Linked DNA regions of Mus musculus: regions 1 and 3 are each linked to region 2. Evidence: chromatin loops called from intact Hi-C (ENCODE). Cell type or tissue: left cerebral cortex. All regions are shown on one strand. Region 1 holds the start of Gins4 (GINS complex subunit 4 (Sld5 homolog)). Region 2 holds the start of 4930413E20Rik (a long non-coding RNA gene). Region 3 holds the start of Golga7 (golgi autoantigen, golgin subfamily a, 7).

The links. A loop is a pair of places that touch in the nucleus more often than their neighbours do. Peaks named below come from ENCODE experiments on the same cell type or tissue, not always from the same donor. Only the 100,000 strongest peaks of a DNase experiment are listed, where the experiment ranks them.
Region 1: it touches region 2 in a loop (8-fold over the local background); 9 of 42 quality-filtered maps call a loop at or near these places.
Region 3: a loop joins it to region 2, with 2.7 times the contacts of the local background. A loop is called at or near these places in 5 of 42 quality-filtered maps.

The regions. Positions count from the first base shown.
Region 1 is chr8:23,234,378-23,242,377 of GRCm38, forward strand. Gins4 (GINS complex subunit 4 (Sld5 homolog)) reads right to left here and starts at 3,291. Exons shown (of 8, transcript NM_024240.6): 1 at 3,093-3,291; 2 at 2,603-2,722; 3 at 377-463. The coding sequence starts at 2,698. It overlaps Golga7 (golgi autoantigen, golgin subfamily a, 7), which reads right to left. Exons shown (of 5, transcript NM_020585.2): 5 at 6,949-8,000. It overlaps Gm39141 (a long non-coding RNA gene), which reads left to right and starts at 3,403. Exons shown (of 3, transcript XR_870246.2): 1 at 3,403-3,491. In left cerebral cortex, CTCF peaks have their summits at 3,498 and 4,728 (motif pointing left); a DNase peak (open chromatin) is centred at 3,431; H3K4me3 peaks cover 857 bases; H3K27ac peaks cover 657 bases.
Region 2 is chr8:23,527,119-23,535,118 of GRCm38, forward strand. It overlaps 4930413E20Rik (a long non-coding RNA gene), which reads left to right and starts at 7,354. Exons shown (of 2, transcript XR_378805.1): 1 at 7,354-7,541. In left cerebral cortex, a CTCF peak has its summit at 4,828 (motif pointing left); a DNase peak (open chromatin) is centred at 4,814.
Region 3 is chr8:23,252,831-23,260,830 of GRCm38, forward strand. Golga7 (golgi autoantigen, golgin subfamily a, 7) reads right to left here and starts at 4,250. Exons shown (of 5, transcript NM_020585.2): 1 at 3,844-4,250. The coding sequence starts at 3,954. Gm39141 (a long non-coding RNA gene) reads left to right here. Exons shown (of 3, transcript XR_870246.2): 3 at 1-154. In left cerebral cortex, a CTCF peak has its summit at 4,889; DNase peaks (open chromatin) are centred at 1,745, 3,327, 4,305 and 4,836; H3K4me3 peaks cover 2,250 bases; H3K27ac peaks cover 1,241 bases.

The DNA.
Region 1 (8,000 bases), 290 kb before region 2:
TCACTCTTGACGGCAAGTTCATCTACCCGGCTCTTGAGGTGTTATTTCCCTAGTAGCAGGACACACGATCCTAACACATACTGAAGATGAGCTGAGACATCTACCCTACTGGAACAAACCACTTACTATCAGATTCTTGGCTTTTCTGCTGGGCGTCAGGTATTGTTGGACTAGCCAGACCACAACCTGTCAGCCACCATAATAAACATAGATTTTCAGTCTTTCAGTCGTTCCTTTAGAGAACCGTGACTGAGATAGCTGGTAACTATATTTTAAAGTGTTGGGCTGAGCCAAGCAAACAGACCACACTTCACCTTGCTGATCAAATGCTTTCAGCTCTCTATTCCTCTGCAGTCCAGAGACAAGTTACTCTTACCATGTGCTCAAGCTGTTCCATGACGCATTCGACAATCTCAGCCTTGCTTTCCAGGAGCTCAGGGGCAAACTTTTCATTCATCCAGGCCTAAAAAGCAATACAGGAGAAATGAGTGATCCTCACAATGGAGCAAAGCACACTAGAGACAGCTCCCAGGCCCATGAAAGCTGCAGGTGTCTCACGTAGAAGGCTCTCTGCTGGACGAATACTCTGGGGACAGCTCATGATGTATGGCAGCCTTCCCATCTCTTCTCTTAGGAAGGGGCTTTTATTCAACCTAAGATTATTTGACTTACTTCTTTCATCACTATGGTAAGTTCTCAGTAATGCCACATGATACACGAGCCTTACCTGTCATCTAAGAGCATCAACTGGAACACCTTTCTACTTCCTTACCGATCCCGGCACCATCAAGTTTCTTCCTTCTTTCTCCTTTTCTGAGACAGCACACTGTGTAGTCTGGCCTGGAACTGGCTATGCAGAGCAGACTGGCCGCCCGCCACCCCTGACTTACACTTACTCTTTCTAAATACTTTCTTTTGTTGTTGCTACTGTATCTTTAGAAAAAGTGAGGGCGCTAATACAAAGTCACCAGGATGGGACCTGACTCGGTGACTGGCGTCCTTTTCAGAAAACAAAATGTTACCACAGACACAGCCAAGAGAGAAGAACAAGCGAAGACACCGGAGACAGCCACCACAGGCCAAGGAGAGACCAGCCAGCCAGGACACTGACCTCAGCCTCTTACACACAGTAAAACCCTGGGGAAGCCACTCATCTGTTTGATTATACAGTCCAACCAAACAAACACAATCACCGAAATGAGAAACTCTGCACTGTAAGAAAGACCCAATGAACCTTTTATTTTTTTAAAGTTTAGTCAAAGTACAATTACATCATCCCCTCTTCCTCTCCTCCCTCCAATGCCAACCATATCCCCCGACTCCATCTCAAAATTCATGGCCTCTTTTAAATTATTGTTACCTATATATACAAATAAATGCATAGATAGAACCTGCTGGATTCATGCGGTGTTGCTCGTCTGTCTGTTTTCAGGGATGGCCATTTGGCACTGGATAACCATTTAGGGACCTCATCCCGAGGAAGACTAATAATCTTCCTCTCTCAGCTGTCGTTATTCGTCTGCAGCTCACTTAGGGGTGGGGCCTTGTGAGGTTCCCCATCCGTGTTGGAATGCCATTGTCATTCATTGTTTGGGTCCTGTCTAAGCAGCAATATTCCTGAGCTCTCATGGGCACAGCCTCCCTGACATATAGAGAGGATAACCCTGCAGCAGATGTCCTGGTCCTCTGTCTCTTCCTGCTCTCTCTTCTTTGGCGTTCCCTGAGCCTTGGTTGTAGGGGCTATGTTGTAGAGGTATCCACTGGAGGTGGGTACCCATGGTCAACTGTCCTCTAAAGAACACTCAATAGTATACGCCATGAATGTCCCAGAACTTATAGGGCAACACAGTGCATGCTTTTACTGCCAGCACACAGAGGGCAGAGGCAGGTGAACTCTGAGAGTTCAAGACCGGCCAGTGATGCATAGTGAGGCCCTATCTCAAAAACAAACTTAAAACAAACAAACAAAAAGCAAAAACAAAACCTAAAAAACCCCAAGCATGTTCAGAATTCCTAAACTACCCGAGGTTCATGAGAAGATATTATTGAAGGAGGAGGAGGAGGAGGAGGAGGAGGAAAAGAAGGAGGAGGGGAAGAAGAAGAAGAAGAAGAAGAAGAAGGAGAAGGAGAAGGAGAAGGAGAAAGAAGGAGAAGGAGAAGAAGAAGAAGAAGACGACGACGACAACAACAACTATGCAAGAAATAATCACTGCTATTATGACCAAAAGGGATGGCAATTTCTTGTTAGAGCAGATATCTTCCAATGGGGGAGGAAACAGAGGAAGAGACTACTATAGAGAAATGGCATGCTTCTCTACAGATCACACACATCTTTACGTCCTCAAAATAGCACAGCAGAGCATTGCTTTGTGAAACATTCTACTACATGTGTCCAAAGCCTACTTTTACTAGCCATCCTTGAAGACTGACAAGATGAGACTCCTAAAGAAGGCCCTGCTTTCTGGCTTCCTATTTTTATGCAGATGTTACAAACACTGCTCTTTGGAAACAAATCTTCTGTTTCCTTATTTTCTGAGCCGTGGTACTGCACACCTGGAGTAAGTTAAGAGCTAAGAACACGGGACATATTTGGGGTGCTTACCTGCTCCAGCTTTTCAATGAGCTCTGCAGGAGTTAGGACCATCTCCTCACTACCCCCATCAGAGTCCTGTCCGTGGAGATCCAGAACCTCCGTCATCGTTTCTCAACCGGGAACCTACACCTGAAAAATAAACCAACACCCTGAAAAGCTTCTCCCACTTACTTGCAAGAAAAGGCATTTAGGGACAAGTTTATTGGGGCTGAAGGGGGTGCACTGGCCAGGGATGGCGAAATCAGAGACTGATTTTTCAGTGTTGGGTTTAGTCCCTTGGTCGGTTTCTCTCCTAATCTTTCCCGCTGCATGGGCCTGGACCTGGGCAGATACCACACTAAACCGCAATGCTCCTTGTCGTCGCCAGGAGCAGCGTTTTGCCTCAGTGGCCCAGGAGCCCATTCGGTTCAAATGAGAAAAGTGCATCGTGTCAAGTGCTCGGCACATCGCGTCCTCAGCTGCAACTGACCCGGGGTCGCTTGGACACTCCAGCGCTCACCTCGCAGTTGGCACTCAAAGCGGCTACACGGCTCAGGGATCCCTCTTCCCTTCTCTCCTAGCCGGCACGCTCGGGGGACACCACGGACTGAGGCTCCCCGAGCGGTGGGCGCCGGAGATCGCGCGGAAAGCCCGCGGCCCACAGACCCGACCAGCAGCGGTACAGCTCCCGCGCTCCTTTCCCCAAACACAGCGTCGACAGGAAAACGTCTCCGCGCTGCGGGAGCACTAACCAATCAGGCCCAGGGGAAAGCGGACACACGCCCCTTGGCCCCGCCTACCCCGGGGCGGGCTCTTGCCGAGCTATAGAACATACTTCCGGAAGGCGGGGAAGGAGGCCGGGAGTGAAGTGCCGGGTGGCACCGTCTCGGGACGGCCACGTGGGGGCGTTCGGCTCACAGTAAGGAAACCAGGCAGCGCCGTCTTGTGGCGAATCGGTACAGGGCCCAGTTCCTTCCTTCCTTTAACATTTACTGTGTGTGGGTTGGTTCCATTGCCAAACCTGTTCACAGATTCATATATGTGTGTTGAAACTACATTTAAGAGACTCACTCCATTGTCCTTCCTTTACATTTTTTTTTTGCGCAGAGTTGTTCTCTAATGTTATTTGAGTTGTTCTTTTTGGTGATGAAAGAATGCCTACTGACTTTCTAGGATTCTACCTTTTTAGTGAGTGTGAATGCAATATACGCATGTGGTACATGCTCAGGTCACGATCGCATAGCAAGTGCTGTTACCCACTGAGCCCCCTTAAGATTATTTTTATAGATATATTTCCTTATTTTCATGTATGTTAGTATGTGTGCTTGCACATGAGTGTGGTGCCAGCTGAGGACAGAAGAATGCACTGGATCCTGATGGAGCTCATAACATGTGGTTATGAGCTGTTCCACATGGGTACCGACAACCAAACTCCAGTCCTCTGGTTTAGAGCAAGTGCTCTAAACCAATGAGCTATCTATCTCTCCAGCCCCTAGCCCCTTATATTTTTTAAGTGCCAAACTTCCTAATTAGCTTCAGAGATGGAATCAGATTGCAAATTTTTATAGTTTTATATACCTATAAATTATGCATCCTGACATATTACTACTTGAAAGAGTAAGAAATAACAGAGGATTGAGCCGGGTGTGGTGGCACAGGCCTCTAAGCCCAGCACTTGGGAGGCAGAGGCAGGTGGATTTCTGAGTTTGAGGCCAGCCTGGTCTACAGAGTGAGTTCCAGGACAGCCAAGGCTACACAGAGAAACCCTATCTCGAAAAACAAAAACAAAACCACAACAACAACAAAAAGAAATAACAGGACTAATAGAAAGTTATGGAAATTTGAATTTGTGGTAGCCTAAAGATTCTTGGTATTATACCTATTTTTTAAATTAAAATGATTTGTATAGATGGGAGCGGGGGAATGTGGTGCAGTGGTACAGTACAATCTTAGCATTTAACCTGGGTCCAGTCCCCAGCAACTAAGTAAAACAAAATCTCTTTCTACAGTTTATCACTGACGTACAAAAAATTTTCATTATTTATTTTTATTTGATACAGGGCCTCATCATGTAACTCTGACGAACCTGGAACTTGTTATGTAGAGCAGATTAGCCTCAAACTCATAAAGATCCACCCACCTCTGCCTCCTGGTGGCGTAAACATTTTAATATTCATCTGCTAACAGGATGCTTATATTTTGTTCCACATATCATTAGATTGATATTTTATTATCAAATAAGCATGGAACAGATAAAATAAATTACATCTGTAGAGTAGCCCAGAGTGATAAGAAATTAGCTTAGTGAGGTTGGTTATGAAGTTGTATTTTCTGAGACAAGAACCAGAAACCAGAAGCCTTGGCTGTTTGGTGTATTACAGCAGATTCTGTAGGCAGCTGTCATTCTAGAAACTGCTCCATCACAAGCTTCCGGCGTGACCTACAGAGAGTCCTGTGACTGCTTGAACTCACCCTGGGTGTTTGTCTATGAGAGGGGCTTGTCTTTGACTTTTACAGAAAGCGAGTAATACAGCTTTACCCTCAACACTGGGCCCTTCTTTACTTTCACTCACTTGTAAGTCAGGAAAGTTACTTTCCACACCTCTCCTTTCCTTTCTTTCCCTCTCCTTCTTTGTCTTTAACATTTCTAGGGGCGACAATCACTGCGGACAAGGCAATTTACAGACACATGCAAGGTGGTTTGCTCTACAGCCTGCCTCCACAACCCCTGCTAATCTAACTATGTTGTCCTGGATGGCCTTGAACTCACAGAGATCCGCTGCTTCTACTGGAATTAGCCACCATACCCAACATACAAGTTGTTTCGTGGGAGCATTACCTAGACATTTTCAAACGTATAGAAAATAAAAAAAGCCACATATTACAAGTACAGGGAGCAGAGCGTAGCCCAGTACAGAGAGCCTGTCTGATACATCCAAGGCTCAGGTGTGATGCCTTGCACTAGTGGTGGCTTTCAGATACACTCCTTGAAACATCCATGCAAACAGGAACTGGAGTATGAGACTGGGTGAGCTGTACATGCTAATCTTTAACTGGAAAGCGGTTGCACGTTTGCAGTCTGAGTAAGTTCCTGGGCATTTGGTAGATGTCAGATTAGTAGTTACCGAGACATTTTGCATATGAATTTGGCTCATGTCTTTTTTTTTGTTGTTGTTTTTTTGTTTTTTTGGAGACAGGGTTTCTCTGTATAGCCCTGGCTGTCCTGGAGCTCACTTTGTAGCTTGAACTCAGAAATCCGCCTGCCTCTGCCTCCTGAGTGCTGGGATTAAAGGCGTGCCTATGAACTAGTCTGAAATGAGGTCAGAGAACACATGTGTGATCAAGAACCATATGCTAGCAGTCAGTGCGTCGTTTCTTAGGGCTCCTCTTTGCCTTTTCTTATGTATGTATGTATGTATGTATGTATGTATGTATGTATTTATTTTTTGGTTTTTCGAGACAGGGTTTCTCTGTAGCCCTGGCTGTCCTGGAACTCACTCTGTAGACCAGGCTGGCCTTGAACTCAGAAAGCCGCCTGCCTCTGCCTCCCAAGTGCTGGAATTAAAGGTGTGCACCACCACACCCGGCTTTGCCTTTTCTTAAAAAGAGAAAACCAACTGTAAGTGACAGTCCCCAAATGTCTCACTCTGTAGCAGTCTGCCCTTAAACTCAAGACCCGCCCTCCTATCCCAGGTGTGCCTAGCCACACCCAATTTCAGAAAATTCTTTAAAAAAACAAGGTGACTTATGAACCTGAAGATTTTATTATTTCTCCGTGCCAGGCCTCATACATGCTCAGCACTCTGCTGGAGTCACAGGTCAGAAGGTAACATCTTGGCAGGCCCAGGAAGCTCCACCTTGAGTGTCCAGAACCTCATCTTGGCCACATTCCAACTTGTGGGAGTTGGTTCTCTTCTTCCATCAAGTGGGTCTGGGGGAATGAACTGTGGGATGGGGCGTTGTGGCAAGTCTGTTTATCCACTGAGCCACCTCACCAGTCCCATTTTGTATTCTCGATAAATATCTACCTTATTTTTTAAAAGTCATCAGATGATCCAAGATACAGTAGTAATTCTGATAACTCTTTTCTAATGAAAACTATCTATTCATATTAAGTAAGGGTGGGTAAGATGCTACCAGGTAAAGTCTCCTGCCACCAAACTTGATTTGTGTTTGATCCCTGGTGTCCTCATGGTGGAAGGAAAGATATGATTCTGACCTCCATGTGCATGCATGGCATGTGCACACTCACACAGAGCACGCACATGCACGCACAGGCTAAATAAAAAAATTAAAAATGCTTAGATATGCTTTATCAGTTATTCCAATATTGTCATCCAAATAAGATGCCATAGCATTCCCTTTATCAAATCACATAGACTAAGACAAGAGAGGGTTTATTTAAGAAAAGTTTTACTAATGTGTTTATATCTTGGCGACATTATTGCAACAAGTTTAAAAGGCAGACAGACTAGAATAGGCTTTAAAGGAACAAATGAGCGTTATACAATTAAATTATTACACAGATCTAAGGGGTTTACTGAGTAACTACAAGGCCCAGAAAACAAATTAAATCTGAAAGATTAGATCCAGTATTAGCACCTACAGTATCTCCAAGTTCAACTGCTTCATTCATTCCTTATGTTTCCTAACTTCTCCCAAACACAGTGCTCTCAAATTCCTAAAAGAACATAAGAAATTCCGATACTAAGAGAGTATAGAGATAAAGAAGAGCTGAAAAAAATTAACTTTAACTTGAAGTTACACGGAAGCCAAAACTTACTTGAGTCAATCAAAAGATTTCTGTGCCCTGAATACTGTATGTGAGGCTATAAATCAGAGTTTAAAGTAGGTTACAAATTAGCAACATACTGTATTATTTCTACCAATTTTTTCTCCTAAGTTATACTTGTAACAAAACTAGAGTTAGGTGCTTAGGACACTTGCTTCTTCCACACCGGGCAGAGCTGGGGCAGGTGGAGCTGATGGCTGAGGGTCTGCTCATTGTGCTTACTTATCTGTGGAATGAACAAGCAACACACACAACATCTCCCCAACATCTCGAGGTAATGCACATTAACAGAACTGCTTTCAAAGAAACAACCGGAATTGCATAAATACTGCCTTAATAATAACTGCAACACTAAAACAAGTAACATATATTATTCTCTCAAGGAGCCTCTGAAATTGAACAGCAGAAACCAATCTGAAGATCTGAAGCACGTCAAGGCTGGTAGCTTGGGGACTCGGGCGGCGGGTCAGCCGGACCACAGGCACACACACCCTCAAAGCCTGCTACTAATCTGGGGGAGGGACTGAGCTAAGACATGACTTGTGGGATCATAAAGCCACCTAGGAAACTGACCCAAGGGACAAGGAGAACCAGTGACACTGGTATCTGGTAAGAAAACGACTCTGTCTTGGGCTG
Region 2 (8,000 bases):
GCCAACTCTCACTATTAAAAAATATAGAATGTGCTGAGATCAGCTTGGCCATGAAAGGGATGGTGTGATATGGTTCCCACCCCTGGAAAAGAACCAACAGGAAGTGGCCTCTATGAGTGTTAATGGTTGCTGTAGGCATGAGGCTTGTTTGTATAATAATGTAGATATTTTCATGTTCTTCCTTCCAGGAATGTTCCCCCTGTTAAGGTTAATGACTCCATGATAATCAGAGACAGCAAGGGTCTGGGAAACAAAGATGTGTCTATGTCCTAGGCAAAACTCATAAACACTGATTTCCCTTAGACTGTGGGAAAGAACTCTGAAAACATGACTTCAAAAGTATATAATTTCGGGGCTGGCAAGATGTCTCAGCGGTTAAGAGCACTGACTGCTCTTCTGAAGGTCTTGTGTTCAAATCTCAGCAACCACATGGTGGCTCACAACCATCCGTAATGAGATCTGATACCCTCTTCTGGTGTGTCTGAAGACAGCTACAGTATACTTACATATAACAATAAATCTATCTATCTATCTATCTATCTATTCTCAACTATACAAAAATATAAGGATGCAATATGAGTTATATGAGAGGCTTCATAAATGTAAAAGAACAGAGGCAGCAGGTAGATTCCTGAGTTCAAGGTCAGGCTGGGACAGAGCAAGGTTTGGCCCAGTCATGGTAGGATTGGCAATCTCAGAGCTAGATCCCACCCAGCTAGCTTATTGTCTGTGCTTACAAAGGCAGGCAGATCTCTGAATTCATTTGCAATGTTTTCTGTTTGTTTGTTTGTTTGTTTTAGAATGTGCTTACTGTGCATTTCTAAGAATCAAGAGGCTGGAGTCATGGGATGCTGATTCATGGGATAATCAAAAGGGAACCTGGGTTAATGACTGAATAGATATATAAATAAAAGACTGAGTTTTTAATCTGCAAGAGATGAGCTATACAGAGAGTTTTTGGAATTGCAAGAGAAAGCTGTCTAGAGCAGAACACAGGCCATCAGTCTGTACCCAATGATTTGACTTCAAATTGTTCTTTTTGCTGTTCCCAGATATCCTTCTCCTTAGCTGAGGCTGGTCCTTGGCAAAAACACAGCCAGGCAACGGTGGCACACACCTTTAATCCCAGCACTCAGGAGGCAGAGGCAGGTGGATCCTTTGAGTTCCAGGATAGTCAGGGCTACACAAAGAAACCCTGTCTTGAAAAACAACAACAAAAATCATATATAATGTTTCTGCATTATATCCAACCATATCTGTTCTTTAATTTCCTTATTTAGGATTTTATTAAAAGTTTATTCACATTTTATTGAGCAAATTCTCATAGAGCCATTTGGATAGCTATGGAATCATGTTGCTCAATAATGACTTTTATCAGTATGATCCAAGAGAAATATATGGAATTCTATAGTTACATTAATAAAATTAAATATGTTAAAGTAGTAGGTTAATCTGCTTTAAACTGTCTGGTGGGTGTGAGTGCTTCTCACTACCACCCCAATGTTGTGGATTCCCAAATGAAAGACACACACACACACACACACACACACACACACACACACACCACACATACACACACACACACACACACACACACACACACACACACACACATGTCCTTCTATTTTAATATGCCTTAAGTAGTGCGATGGCTGGGCCACTTCCAAACTTCCATGTGGCTAACTAAAATTTATATCTTATCTTTGCTACCCCAGATTCAATTGGGGAGGGGTCCGTTGGGGCCACTCTTCCCTGATTCTTACATGCCTGTATGCTTCCTCTCCTGCAGCTCCCAAACTTGATCCCCTGTTTCTCCAGCAAGGTGATTCTAAATCCTTCTTCCCTGGTTCTCTTGCCTGAAAAATGTAAAGTTCCTGCCTGCATCTCCCTGCCCGGACATTGGCTGCTGGCAAATTTATTTACCAATTAGAGACAACTGGGAACAGGGACCCGATGTGTCTCACATTAACATAATATAAGCATCTACAACATTTCACCCTTTTCATCTATTAAAAAGGCCTTTTCTCTCAGATACACACTGAACATAATTATAACAGTATGTAATCTATAAGGTATGATATACATTAATAACACACAGTCCATCAATTTTGTCAATTTAGGTACATTACTCTAACATCTATTCTAACTTAAAGAGCTTACAATTCCACACCTGAATTATGTTCTGATTTTCACTTGCATTACCACCTAAAAAGCATCCTTCCAAATCTACATCATCTTCCTTAATGCTAAACCACTTAAATTTGATTATGAGACTATAACTAGTCTTCAACCTTGTCAAAAATTGGAGAACAAATTAAATATTACCTGAATATACGGGAAGCGCAAAAACATAGCTTCCAAAATTTAAACAAAACCAAAACCGAAACCCTGTAGGACCTTGTTGAGAAGAAAATCCTGAGCAGGACTGGTTCATGACACTCACTGCTCACAGAACAGGGGGTGACAGGGCCAAGTTCATATGAATTGTGCTTTCCCAGTGTGAATGAAGACAAGACAGGCTTTGAGTTCTATGCTGACTGGTTGTCTGTCAACTTGACACAAGCTACAGTTATCTAAAGAGAGTCTCAACTGAGAAAATGCCTCTGTAAGATAGGGCTGTAGACAAGTCTGTAGGGTATTTTTTTAGTGATTAATGAGGGAGGGCCCAACCCATTGTGGGTGGTGCTATCCCTGGCTGGTGGTTCTGGGTTCTGTAGGAATACTATAGAACAGCATGAGCAGCCATGGGAAGCAAGCCAGTGAGCAGCACCCTTTTATGGCCTCTGCATCAGCTCCTGCCTCCAGGTCCCTGCCCTGTTTGAGTGTCTGCCCTCACTGCTTTTGATGATAGACTGTTTTATGGGAACTGTGAGTAAAATAAACCCTTGCCTCCCCAAGTTGCTTTTGGTCATGGCTCTCTTTCACAGAAATTGTAAACCTATTTTGGATGATTATCGGGAGCCAAGCAGATAGTAAGACAAATGATACTGTTTATTTTATGTGGCTGTGAGCAGAATTCCTGGATGAGTGGCTTGAAGAAGGGTTTATTTTGTCCCATGGTTGTAGAGGGCTCTGTCCATGTCATTTGGTGGCACGAGGTTGAGCAGAATATTATGGTGGCATAGGGGAGGGGTACAGGAGTGTGTGCATCTCATGGCCAACAGGATACACAGTGAGGCCTTAACAGGAAGGATCTAGAGCAAGAGGTAGTTCCCAAAGGCAAGCTTCCAGTGACCTACTTCCTCCAGCCAGGTCCTACCCTCTATAGTCTCATCACTTCCTAACATTCAAGTCTTATGATTCCATCAATGGGTTAGGCCAGTAGCTCCCAACCTTCCTAGTGCTAATACAGTTTCTCCTGTTGTGGTGACCCCCAACCACACCATTGCTTTTGCTGCTACTACAGAACTGTAACTTTGCTACTGTAATGAATCCTAATGTAAATATCTGTATTTTCTCATGGTCCAGGTGACTCCTGTGAAAAGGGTCATTTGACCTCTAATGGGGTTACAACCCCAGGCTGAGAACTGCTAGGTGAAAACATTCATTAGAACAGAGCCCTCTAGGCTTTAGAAACTAGAGATGCACTTCACTAGCCTAGATGTGTCTCGGGTCATGAAGTAATAAGATCCACAGCCACGGGCTCAGGAATTTTCTCTATCATTCCCAGGACTGAAACAGGTGGAGACAGGAATGAACCTTGGCGCTGTCAGGAGCAGAGTGTTTGAGGCACCCCCCAAAGAAGAGAGATTTCAAATAGCTTTTTAAAAACTTGTTTCTGCCTGGCACAGGGTTATAAAATATCAAGATGGTGGTGTCTAAACCCAAGCTCTTGTCTGCAGGTATCAACTTGAAGTGGAAGTGGCATTGATGGCCTGTCTATACTGCCCTTTCTCTACAGCCTGGCAACTTAGAGGAGAAACATCTCAGGTAGGAGAAAGAGAGACAAGGGGAGGGGGATAGGAGAGAATTTTTGATTGAGCATCTGTCTGGGGGGATTCTGTGGACTTGAAGCTTGACTTTCAGATCGATTGCCTGTTATGTGCATCATGTGCAATGGCTGACATATATTCTGTGGCCTTTCTAGCAATTGGTGACTTTTCTAAAGTTAGGTTCCCTTGCTCTTCCTCTGTCCTCACAGGCCCTAAATTTATTTTTAGCCTTGTTTACAAAGCTTGTAAACACACACACACACTCACACTCATCCCACATCACAAACCACACACCCGCTCTGGTCAAAGATGCTCCTGTCAGACCATGAGGCTGACCACAGCATGGAACACTGGGAAATCAAGCTACTTAAGAAAACTGGCAAAAAAAAAAAGGGGGGGGGGTTACTCAGCAAATAACGTTTTAAATTGGTCATTTTATTAAGAATTGTCAGGAAGACAAATTAATATAAAGTAGCTTTAGGAAGAAACTCAAATGTCTGAGTCCCCTGCTTAAACCAGAAACGGTATGGTTTGAGGCAGGAGGCTGGAAAGGGGAAATGGACTGGAGGAACCAGAAACAACCTCTATGTGATCAAGCCAGATCTCTTGACACTGCCTAGGCTCAGCCATCCTAGGACCCTACCAAGTCCCAGAGCAGCGGTCTATGGCCCACAGGGGTTGTGATTTCCTGTACCAGGTGCTACAGCGTGCACCATGCAAATGGAGGGACTGGCTCAGCTCAGCTGTAAGAGGCCCAGACATACAAAACTTGCTCCAGAGAGCAGTGAGGCTCCAAGGTCCTTCCCACAGACTTGGAAGGAGTAACAAAGGTACTTGTGAAGGGATAGCAGACACCTGGCCGAGCTTCCCGGAAGGCTTGTGGAACCCTGGTGCCATCTGATGGCCACGGTGGGGAATGAATAGGAGACAGGAGCTGGACTGCTTTGGGTGGACCCCGAAGATGGCTTTCAGCTCTGAAAGTGTTTGACTTGACAGGTTTAAGCCCAGAGTCCCACAGCGCTGAAGTGACTAGTGCGCCAGATAGAGATCTGCTCCTCCAGGAAGTCTTTGGATGGTCTAACCCTGTCGGTTCGGTTAGGTGTGGCTGGGGGTGGAGGGTGGGTTAGGTTTTTATACAGCATTAGAGAATACAGAAGTGAGGTAGGGCAGACTGGGAGGTGTTCCAGGCCAGAGCGCGAAGGACAGCATTGAGTCAGGTAAGCCGTGGTCCTGAAGCATGAATGGCTGTATATGGGTGGACCGCTGGTTGGTGGTATAGGGATGGCATGTAGATTTCCTTTCCCCTCTGAAGCCCTGTCATCCTGCCTTCCTCTCGTCTACCTCTCTCTTTTTCTCCCATCTGTCTTAGGGTTTCTATTCCTACACAAAACATCATGACCAAGGAGCAAGTTGGCGAGCAAAGGGTTTAATTCAGCTTACAGTTCCACATTGCTGTTCATCACCAAAGGAAGTCAGGACTGGAACTCAAGCAGGTCAGGAAGCAGAAGCCATGGAGGGATGTTCTTTACTGGCTTGCTTCCCCTGGCTTGCTCAGCTTGCTTTCTTATTGAATCCAGGACTACCAGCCCAGGGACGGCACCACCCACAATGGTCCCTCCCACCCTTGATCACTACTTGAGAAAATGCCTTATAACTGGATCTCATGGAGGCATTTCCTCAAGGGACTCTCCTTTCTCTGTGATAACTCCAGTTTGTGTCAAGTTGACACATGAAACCAGCTAGTACACCCTCTTATCTGAGCCTTTGACTGGAAGGAAAGCAAATTTAAATCCATAAAGATAAGACAGACTCTCAGTTCTCTTTCTGTAACGGTTATTCATGAAAAATAAAATAAAATAAATGCCAATGTCAATCTCCCAGAAATAATTTGGGGCCACCTTTTTGTAGATTTCCAGGCAGCAGGTTGTTTCAAGGGACGTAAGACTCTACATCTTAGCCAAGAAAGCAGTTCCTTTTTAAAGGAACCTTTGTAGTCTTTAGGTCCCTTGACGTGGTCGGGGCTGCTGTGGGAGGGCTTAGAGGCTATTATACAGCAGCCATTGCTCTATGGAGGGTCTGTTCCTTTATTCGGGAGCCATCCACTCTTAGAGCTTGATAGACTGAGGTAATTTTCCTGGTGATTTTTCACTGCTTAGGGGCACTAGGGAAATTTTATAGTATAAGTGGTTCTATTTGGCTGTTGTGTTAATGGGGATTCTGAGTACAGCCAAAGCTGGACACACTGACACAATCTAGCTTCACAGAGACTGGAAAGCTAACAGGTCAACTTCATGTTTGGCTCACACTTGTCCCCCGGGCATGAAGCATCGTCTTCTAAGTGTGTGTTCAATAAGTGCTTAAGGGGGGCAGTTTTGAACCTACCAGCAAGGACCAGCAAGAACCAGAAATTAGTTGGCTTTTATCTAACTTGGATAACACGCCAGCCTGATGCAGTATTGGGAAGAAAAGGTTCCAACCAAAGTAGATTATTATGGTTTGTACCCAAAGGGCATGCAGTAGATGTACCATGATAACCAGAGGCCTGCTTGCTTCTTTCCTCTACCATTCACATCCTTTGTTGAAGTAGAACAGGGTGCAGACAAAAAAGCATGTGACCTCACTGAGCAGTGGGTCTGGCACCCAGATTTCTTGAGGAGGAATAACCCAGAGAGGCCGTGCTCTCACGGTCTTGGCTTCACAGCTGCCATACTGAGGACCACATGGAAGTGCTTCCAAGGTCCCATGTGTTTGCTTGAGAACAGGTCTGACTGGGCTTCCCAGGCTAACAGTTTTGTGGTATTTTGATTTTGTGGTATTTTTTCATTTCTTTCTTCTTTTCCATGTATCTCCTTTCCTGTTTTTCTCTCAGTCTCTCTCTCTCTCCTCTCCCCCCCCCCCCCTCTCTCTCTCTCTCTGTTTTCTTAGTGTCTCATGCAGTGCACAAAGGGTCCCATTGGAAACACATTAATGTGCTAAAGTTTGCTACACATTTTGGCCATGTATGCTGTGGAAGGAGACCTGCCTTATGACACCTGTGGCAGCAGCAAAAACATAAAAGCGGTATGGGCTTCTAACAAGTTTTGTTATTCTAAAAATAATCTCTGAGCTATTGATATGAAGAGTGTCAGCAACAAAGAGAAGAGTGGGAAGGGCAGAGTGGGCAGGGCCGAGTGGGAGAAGTGGGCGGGGCCGAGTGGGAGGGGCATGTTTAGATGAGGGGGTGGAGCCCCCTAGTGCAGAAAGCTCTGGAAGCCTCTGGACAAGTTCCCTTCCATCTGTCTCAACACACATTGAAAGGCATTTAATGAAGCTGGTTCTGCCCTCAATAATCTCTCCTCCCCAGCTCTCTCTGACAGTCTGCCGCCACCCTGGTCCATATTAAGAATGTATTTTGATGGGAGGTTTACAAGGGCTGTCTCGGGATCAAGCTAAAGCCATCTGCTCTGGAAACACATGATTTATGGCCGGAAGAATCTTGACGGGCCCAGGGCAAGCATGTAGATGAGGTCCTTCTATTGACATAGGCCTGAGTCCCTTTGAGGGGACACCTACCTTGGTCCTCAAGCTGATGACAGCAGAGTCCCTGGGGGACTGTCGCCTGTCTCTAATGTAAGTTTTAAACGTGTGAGTTGTTTGTTTGTTCGTTCATTTATGTAAAAATAACAAAGCACCTGGTTTTAATCAACAAGCAGTGGGCAGTTTAGGTTATCAGTCCCTCCTTTTTGTCCCCAAGTAAGGGCTGCAAGGTGAGGGCCGTGCAGTAAACCAGCAGAGCTCCTTGCTCCCTGAGGACTTGTGCTGTCTCGGCAGCCTATCTTCAAGGACCCCATGTGACTTCAATGGGAGAGATGTTGAGCAGTCCTTTCCCCACAAGCTCCTGGCATACAAAACATTACCTTAAAGTTCCCATAAGCCAGTGGTGTCTCATTCACAAACCACATTTAAATCCTGAATCTAAAAGTATTCTGGCACTTTGAGTTTATAGAAATGTTTCAGGGTTTTTTTTTCCTCTTTCCAAACAAAAGAGTTTTGTTTTTGGATGTCTGCCCCTTTGCCAAAATCTTGAAG
Region 3 (8,000 bases), 270 kb before region 2:
TCTAGAAACTGCTCTTTGAACTAGAAATACTAATTATTCTCAGAGTCCCACAGACTGCAAGATGGAGGCAAATCTAGGGCAGGTTAATAAACAAAGCTGTGGCCAGTTCTTTTTAAAGAATGAAGATGGAAAGGAATAAAGTCGTTTAAAAGCATATTACAAGAAAATTGAGTTTTCAGTGGTTGAGCATTTACTTAGCATGCACAAAGCCCTGAGCGCCAACCTTAGGGCATGTACTTATGCAGTCTATGTGATTGTTAAAAAGTTAATAGAAAAGAATGTGGTAGGAGCAAACAGTGCTAACAGTTATGGGCGCCATAATGTTCTGAGCTCTGGGTGTGCATACAGACAGTAGACCCCTAAGACTGTAATGGAACTGGAAATTCCTACCGCCTACTACCAGGGTCACCAGCAGCTCAATGCATCGCTCCCTGCTTGTGGTAATACCAGAACAAATAATCCTAATCGTCCACTTTGCAGAAGTGCAACAAAGACAGCCGGTACTTGGCAGCTGCAGTGAGTGATGCCGACAGTATGACACATCACTGCAACACATCATCTACACTACTGTCTACACACTGTCTACACTACTGTCTGCACACTGTCTACACACTGTCTACACTACTGTCTGCACACTGTCTACACACTGTCTACACTACTGTCTGCACACTGTCTACACCACTGTTTTCACTCTTCTGCACTGCACCCCTGCAGGCCCACACTCAAGGCTTGTGTAAATACAGCGTTAGCACAATAAACTGTCTCTGTGCTATATATATATATATTTTTTTGTAATACAAGAAAATGATTTTATTCTAATTTTTAGTTCCAGACAGCTCACAAATCCACTGCCTCTGACAATACCCAGAGTATATGCAGATACACTCATGGCACAGCTGGGGAAACTTGAGGTTTCTCTACACAAACTATTCTGTTAATGTCGCTTAAAAATCCAGACTACATGATATGTCTGTGCTATATTTTAATGTGATCAAGTGACACAACTGGACTTAAGCTCTAGAGAAAAAATCCAGGAGTTTTAAAAATCTGTTGTGTCTAGGCACATTAAGATAGTCATCAGTCCTCCAAAGGTCTTTGGATAGTAATTCAGAAACTGTATTGGAAATTTGGAGATATGCAAAAATGGACCCCCCCCCCCAAAAAAAAAAAAAAAAACATGGCCCATGCTGGGCAGTGGTAGTGCATGCCTTTAATCCCAGCAATTGGGAGGCAGAGACGGGTAGATTTTTGAGTTCGAGACCAGCCTGGTCAACAGAGTGAGTTCCAGGACAGCCAGGACTACACAGAGAAACCCTGTCTCAAAAACCCAAAAAACCCCAAAAAACCAACCAACCAACCAACCAACCAAAACATGGCCCAATAAACACCATTTAAAATGGAATGGACCTAGGAATGGTTTTCTCAGAAGTTTTGTTTTTGATGAAATACACACTGCTGAAGCTAAAGCGATCACAAACATATCGTAAAGTCAAAGGTTATTCCTGCTGACTAGATTAAGTAGAATTCGTCTCTACTACAGTCCGTTTGGATTTTCTTCTCCCAGAAGACTAGGGGGACTAAAACATTGGCATTCTAGCTAAAACAACAACAAAGGTTCGTTTGAAGAACGACTGGGGCAGCTGGGCTCTCAGGCATCAAAGCATCACACTGTAACAGGCAGCGGAGTACAGTGCTCAGCTGACACAATTCTGTGCCCTCAAATAGCATGCGTGCATTTTTAAATATCATGTCAAATAGGACATCTGTGCATTAGTTTCTCATCACACTGGCGAGTGTGATGTTCCCACGGACTGAAAGCCAGACCTGGCAACAGCACAGCACAGCGCAGCGCAGCACAGCACAGCGCAGCGCAGCGCAGCACCACTACTTCTAGGTCAGCAGAGAAATAAGCCTCTCAACGCCCCATCACACAAAGTCAAGAGAACGTCAACGTATCATCAGCACATACCCATAAAAGCCTCCCCAAGTGGTTTACGTAAGTGTTTAACTCAACAGTAAGAGAGTCAAAGGCACATAGCACACACACACCACTACCCATTCTGCGGTTTAGCAAGTCAATCAAGTACCAATTTGGACGGCAGAGTTCAGCAGCATCAATTTCCTGTAAAGGTGTGTGTGACTACATGGGGGTTTTAAACCTAAGATTATTAAGGAAAGGTTCTACCATCCACAATGAAAGGCGAATGCCTGATGTCGCATATACGTGCCTGGCTCAATAAAGAGAGAAGTCTGACTTATAAACCAACAGAGGCCTTTAAATGGCATGTCACAAACAAGTCAATCAAAACCTGTTATCCTCTCCCTCCTCACTCTCCCTGAGACAAGAGTTTTGCAATGCAGTCCATACTGGCTTAGGACTCAGGATCCTCCTGCCTCTGGCACCTGGGCGCCAGGTTACAGGTGTCCATGACCACACACTGTTTACACAGTATCTTTTCAAAGCTTGCTTCATCTTTAATTTGCAGTTCAAGAAGGGCAACTGTGCCACTAACTTGCCAACAGCCATAAATCCCACTTAAGGAGAAGGTAATGAAATAAAGAATTTTCTAGCCTAACAATCAGTCAGTACTGGGATTGAAACCAGAGCCCCACACATCCTAGACAAGTGGTCTACCATTGAATTATCTCAGGATCACCACCTTTTCCAAGCTATTTCAGAGCATGGTCTTTTCAAACTGCCTAGGCTGGCCTGGAACATGCAGTCTTCCAGCCTTAGATTTCCTAGTAGCTGGTAGTTGGCCTGAGTAAGTATGTAGTGCTGGGGATAGATCCCTGGGCCTTCAACCTGGAAAAAACAGGCTCTGTGCACTAAGCCACACACCCAGCCTACAAACCACCCCTCTGATTTTAAATGGCTGGCACACATTTCTCTAGTACACACTCATCTCCACCTACCTAGTCCACAAGCAGCATTTCTTAGCCCCACACCCACACCATGCTTAATTACCCTCCAAGTTCCTCATCCTTCAGAAACTGATTTATGAACAGGAAATAGAATCTGAGTAATATCGCTGAAGAACAAAAGGAGGATCACATTGGGTAGACGAGTAGATTTTTTTTGTTTTTTTTTTGGTGTGGTTAAATCTGAAGGAATGGTACACAAATCTCATCTTTGTTTACAAGGTTGCCCAAAGGACCTCTGCCCCATGACCGTTTTGATATGCAAGGCAAACAGGAAGTTCCCAGTGATAATGACTGGGAGTCAGGGTTGGTTCAGCTACAAGTTCCTTTGCCGTTCCTGCCCGGGACCGTGTACGTTTTTCAGGTTCCAAGAAGGCCTGTCTGGACTGCCGAGCACATCCCTAATAAACCCTTTCAGCTGAACAGTATGACCAGCACAGTGACCACAGATACCAGTCATGACTATGACGCTGTCTTTCGCGTGTCTGAGGCAGTAGGATATAGGTTACCACAGGAGGTATGAGGTGGCCTGGAGTTCCAGGAATTAGCACCTCATCAAGATGTCAATAACTGAGTGAGTGTGTGTGTGTGTGTGAGCTTCAACCAGGTGTCAAGTACCGTGTGTGTGTGTGTGTGTGTGTGTGTGTGTGTGTCGGCATCCTGTTAAGGACACTCTTGGGTGGACTGCGGGCCAGCATCCTAAAAGTTCTATATGATCACTGTACTCTGAGCATTAGCCTTAGTGGTCTTTCTCCAAATACTAGACCGTACCTCCTTCGTATATCTTTTCCCATGAATCCTGACGTCTCATGCTCTCCCGAACCGTGAGACACTCCCTCCCGCTCCAGGGACTCTCCCCTCCCCAGGGCCAGGGGCAGGGCCAGGAGCAGGGCCAGGAGCAGGGGAAGCCGGGCTGCATACCCTGTTCTCCAGCTCCGCGGGGAACTTGGTCTGGAACTGGCAGCGCGTGCCGCTGCTGTAGTCTCGCTGAATGAACACCTTCCCGGACACCGGTGCCTGCTGCGGCCTCATGGCGAGGACAGGACCCGCCGCTCTGCGAGTTCGGGCAAGACACGGGGTCAGATGGCCGGCCTAGAGCCGGCTCTCCGGCCCGCCAGCCCTTCGGAGCCACCCACCGCCCAAAGACGCCCCAGGCCTCCCCCCTCGCCGATCCCCTTCACTCATGGCTGTAGCCGAGGGACTCCAAGCTACCCAAGCCCAGGACCCGCGCCCCCCCACATCCTGGTTCGGCCCTGGAAACACAAACCCGCCTCCTCGGCCCTCCAGCAGCTGTCGCGCCACCTCCGTCGCCGCTTACGTCCTGTCGCAAAAAAACCTAGCCTCTCCCGAACACCTTCTGTGCCGCACGTTGACACCCCGCCCCCTCCGGCCGTAAAGCGACGCCTCCGCGGCTGCGCGTTGCGGTGAGGTGCGCGGTGGCTGGGAGAGAAGTCTTCCTAGTGTAGGCGAATGAAACCCTTCCGGGCGGAAGAAGATGATGATGATGAGGTGGACGTGATCGGTGGATCCGGGAGTTCCGGGAAAGACGCCGGGGTTAGAGACTCGGAATTCCCTGTTGGTTGTGGTGAAGTGGTTTGTGGGCACAGGAATAGTTCCCTTCTTGATTAAGCGTTCCAGCTTTCACGTGGGCTAACCCACCTCGCTCCACAAAAACAACCGTCACTCTCCAATTCCAACAGACACAGATATTTACAACTACAAAGCGCACTACTGGGGATGCATTTGGCCCCTGGAACCCTCTTGAACGAGAGTGAGGAGATGGTATTCCTGTTCTGCATTATCCTGCATCCCTTCTCCAATTCTTCTTGAGGTGTTGGTTTTTTTCGTCCCAGAGACATGTACACCAGCTATACCCGCTTAGGTGACCCGACTGGACCAACAACAGTTCTCTCTCATTGGTCCCCACTTTACTGACTGTATCTTTGCAAGACATCCAGGAAAATCCCTATGCACGTCTGGTGGTGGCGATGTTCTAGTACAACTTTTTAGTATACTGATAATTGATTAGATACTTGATCAGTTGTCACGATAATTGATTTCTCTTTTGGGGTTTTAAAAATAGCATTAAAAAAATTTCCAGCATAGGGCGGGGGACAGGGCAGAGGTCGTCCACTCCCTGGTGATCTCTGAGTTCAAGCCCACCCCAGTTTACCTAAATAGTACCAGGCCAGCCAGATCGTCATGGTGAGACCCTGTCTCAAAAATGAATAGCTTTATCCCAATAAAGGGTGTATAGTAAACCCACTCATTTAACGTGGACATAATTTGTTAACTTCTACCACGTCCATGCCCTTAAACCATCAGTACAATCAAGATAATAAACACCACCTCTAAAAACTTCCTTACTCTTTACAGTCATACCTTTCAGCCATTCAGCAGACCCCCTTTGCCCAGTACTAACCTTTCTGTCACTAGAAACAAACTTGTGTTTTCTTAACTTTCACTTAAATTGAATCAGAGTTTTTCGTCTCCTTCTTATTGTATAGATTCTACTGAGATTCCTCTGTTGTGCCATACGTAATTTCATTTCTGTGACTTTCCCCATTTATTCATTCACGTACTGCCTCAGGGTTTCCATTGCTGTGAAGGGAAACCATGACCAAGACAGTTTTTTATTTGTTTGTTTGTTTGGTTTTTTGAGACAGGGTTTCTCTGTATAGCCCTGGCTGTCCTGGAACTCACTTTGTAGACCAGGCTGGCCTCGAACTTAGAAATCCGCCTGCTTCTGCCTCCTGAGTGATGGGATTAAAGGCGTGTGCCACCACCGCGCGGCTACAAGGCAGTTCTTATTAAGGGTAACATTAAATTGGGGTTGGCTTACTGGTTCTGAGGTTCAGTCCATTATCATCATGGTGGGAAGCATGGCAGCTTCCAGAAAGGGATGGTGCTGGAGAAAGAACTGAAAGTTCCAAAGGCAAACAGGACAAGACAAGCTTCCAGGTAGCTAGGAGAAGGGTCTTAAAGACCAACCCCAAAGTAACACAGTTCCTCTAAGATAGCCACACCCATTCCAGTAAGGCCACACCTCCAAATAGTGCCAATCCCTGGATCAAGTATACTGAAACCAGCACATTAGTTGATAGACAGGAAATTTCCAGTTTTAGAATTGCAAATAAAGCTTCTATAGAATTAGCCTACAAGTCTGTGTATGTTTTTTTAAAAAGAGGTTGAGATTTCAATTTATTTTTATTGGTGAATCCTGTAAAGGCATTTTTCCCTTTTTAATTTTATAAACTTTATTATTAACAGGCTTGCAAATAAATAAAGACAACACACACCAAAATTAGCCAGACCCCAAATCTATACAAATGAACTTCTATCCAGTTAGAAGTGACACCCAGAACAGAAGCTGTGGAGCTTCACAGTACGTTTTACACTTTTAGTATCTAATGTATCTTATGCACTTATTCATTACACAAAACAATAACAACAAAAACTAATTGTGATGGTTTGTATATTCTTGGACCAGGGAGTGGCACCTTTTGGAGGTGTCGCCTTGTTCGAATAGGTGTGGCCTGGTTGGAATGGGTGTGTCACTGTGGGTGTGGGCTTAAGATCCTCACCCTAGTTGCCTGGAAGTCAGTCTTCCACTAGCAGCCTTTGGATGAAGACATAGAACTCTCAGCTCTGCCTGCGCCATGCCTGCCTGGATGCTGCCATGTTCCCACCTTGATGATAATGGACTGAACCTCTGAACCTGTAAGCCAGCCCCAATTAAATGTTGTTCTTTATAAGACTTGCCTTGGTCATGGCGTCTGTTCACAGCAGTAAAACCCTAACTAAGACACTAATCATCATCATCTTCTTCTTCTTCTTCTTCTTCTTCTTCTTCTTCTTCTTCTTCTTCTTCTTCTTCTTCTTCTTCTTCTTCTTCTTCTTCTTCTCCTTCATCCTTGGTAGACTTAGGATAGATTCATTTTTCACAGTACCTTGACTTGGTTTGCAAAACACTTCAGTTAAAGCAACTAATTCTGTCTCTGGAACTACTAAAGGGTCACAGCATCAGGGAGGTTGAGAACCAAGGTTAAGAAAATGTCTCCATAAGACTCAGCTCCAGGGCATTTTTTCAATCAGTGATCAATGGCGAGGGCCCAACCCATAGTGGTTGGTGCTATCCTGGGCTGATGGTCCTGGGTTCTATAAGGAAGCAGATTGAGCAAGACATGATGAACAAGCCAATAAGCAGCACCCCTCCATGGCCTCTGCTTTAGCTCCTGTTCCAGATTTCTGTCCTGTTTGAGTTCTGTCCTAGATTCCTTCAATGATGGACCACTGCATGGAAGTATAAGCCACTTTTCCTCACAACTTGCTTTTGGGTCCCAGTGTCACAGCAATAGTCACCCTGACTAAGACAAACAGTAAGCACTTACTGCCACTGAACTGTCTCTCCAGTCCCTTCCCTCTGAAGTCTGGAGAAGTGTTTATGAATGTTTAGGTAAGAATACATCTTAATAGGTTCCATTGTTTAGTATGTGTACAGTAGTCAGTATTCTACCAGTGTACTGGAATATCTGACACGGGCTTCTTATGCAATAAAGAGCTGTTTATTTTAGACATGACTCTGGAAACTGGAGTCCAAGATTGAGTAGCTCCATTGGCTCAGTCCCTCTGCAGTAGATGGCACATCCTAAGGCAGTAGTTCTCAACCTTCCTAATCCCACGACCCTTTAACACAGCTCCTCATGTTGTGACCTTCAACAATAAAATTATTTCTGTATTATAATTGTAATTTTGCTATGGTTCTGAACTATAGTGTGTTTCTGATGGTCTTAGGTGATCCCTGTGAAAGGGTTGTCCAGCCTCTGAAGCCTGATCCACAGGTTGAGAACCGATGTTCTAAGGGAATCTATTCTAACCTGGAAAGCAGATGAAGAAGATGGGTCCTACAGTCCACTTTGAGGACACGTCTCCACTGACCTAAGAACGTCCCACAGGGCCCCATAACACCTCCCCATATCTTGAGGACCAAATCTTTACCTGTAGACCCCCGCCCCCACCCCCCTAGGGACACAACTCATTCCAAAACCATAACAGTGTGGTTTCCTCTCACTGAATTT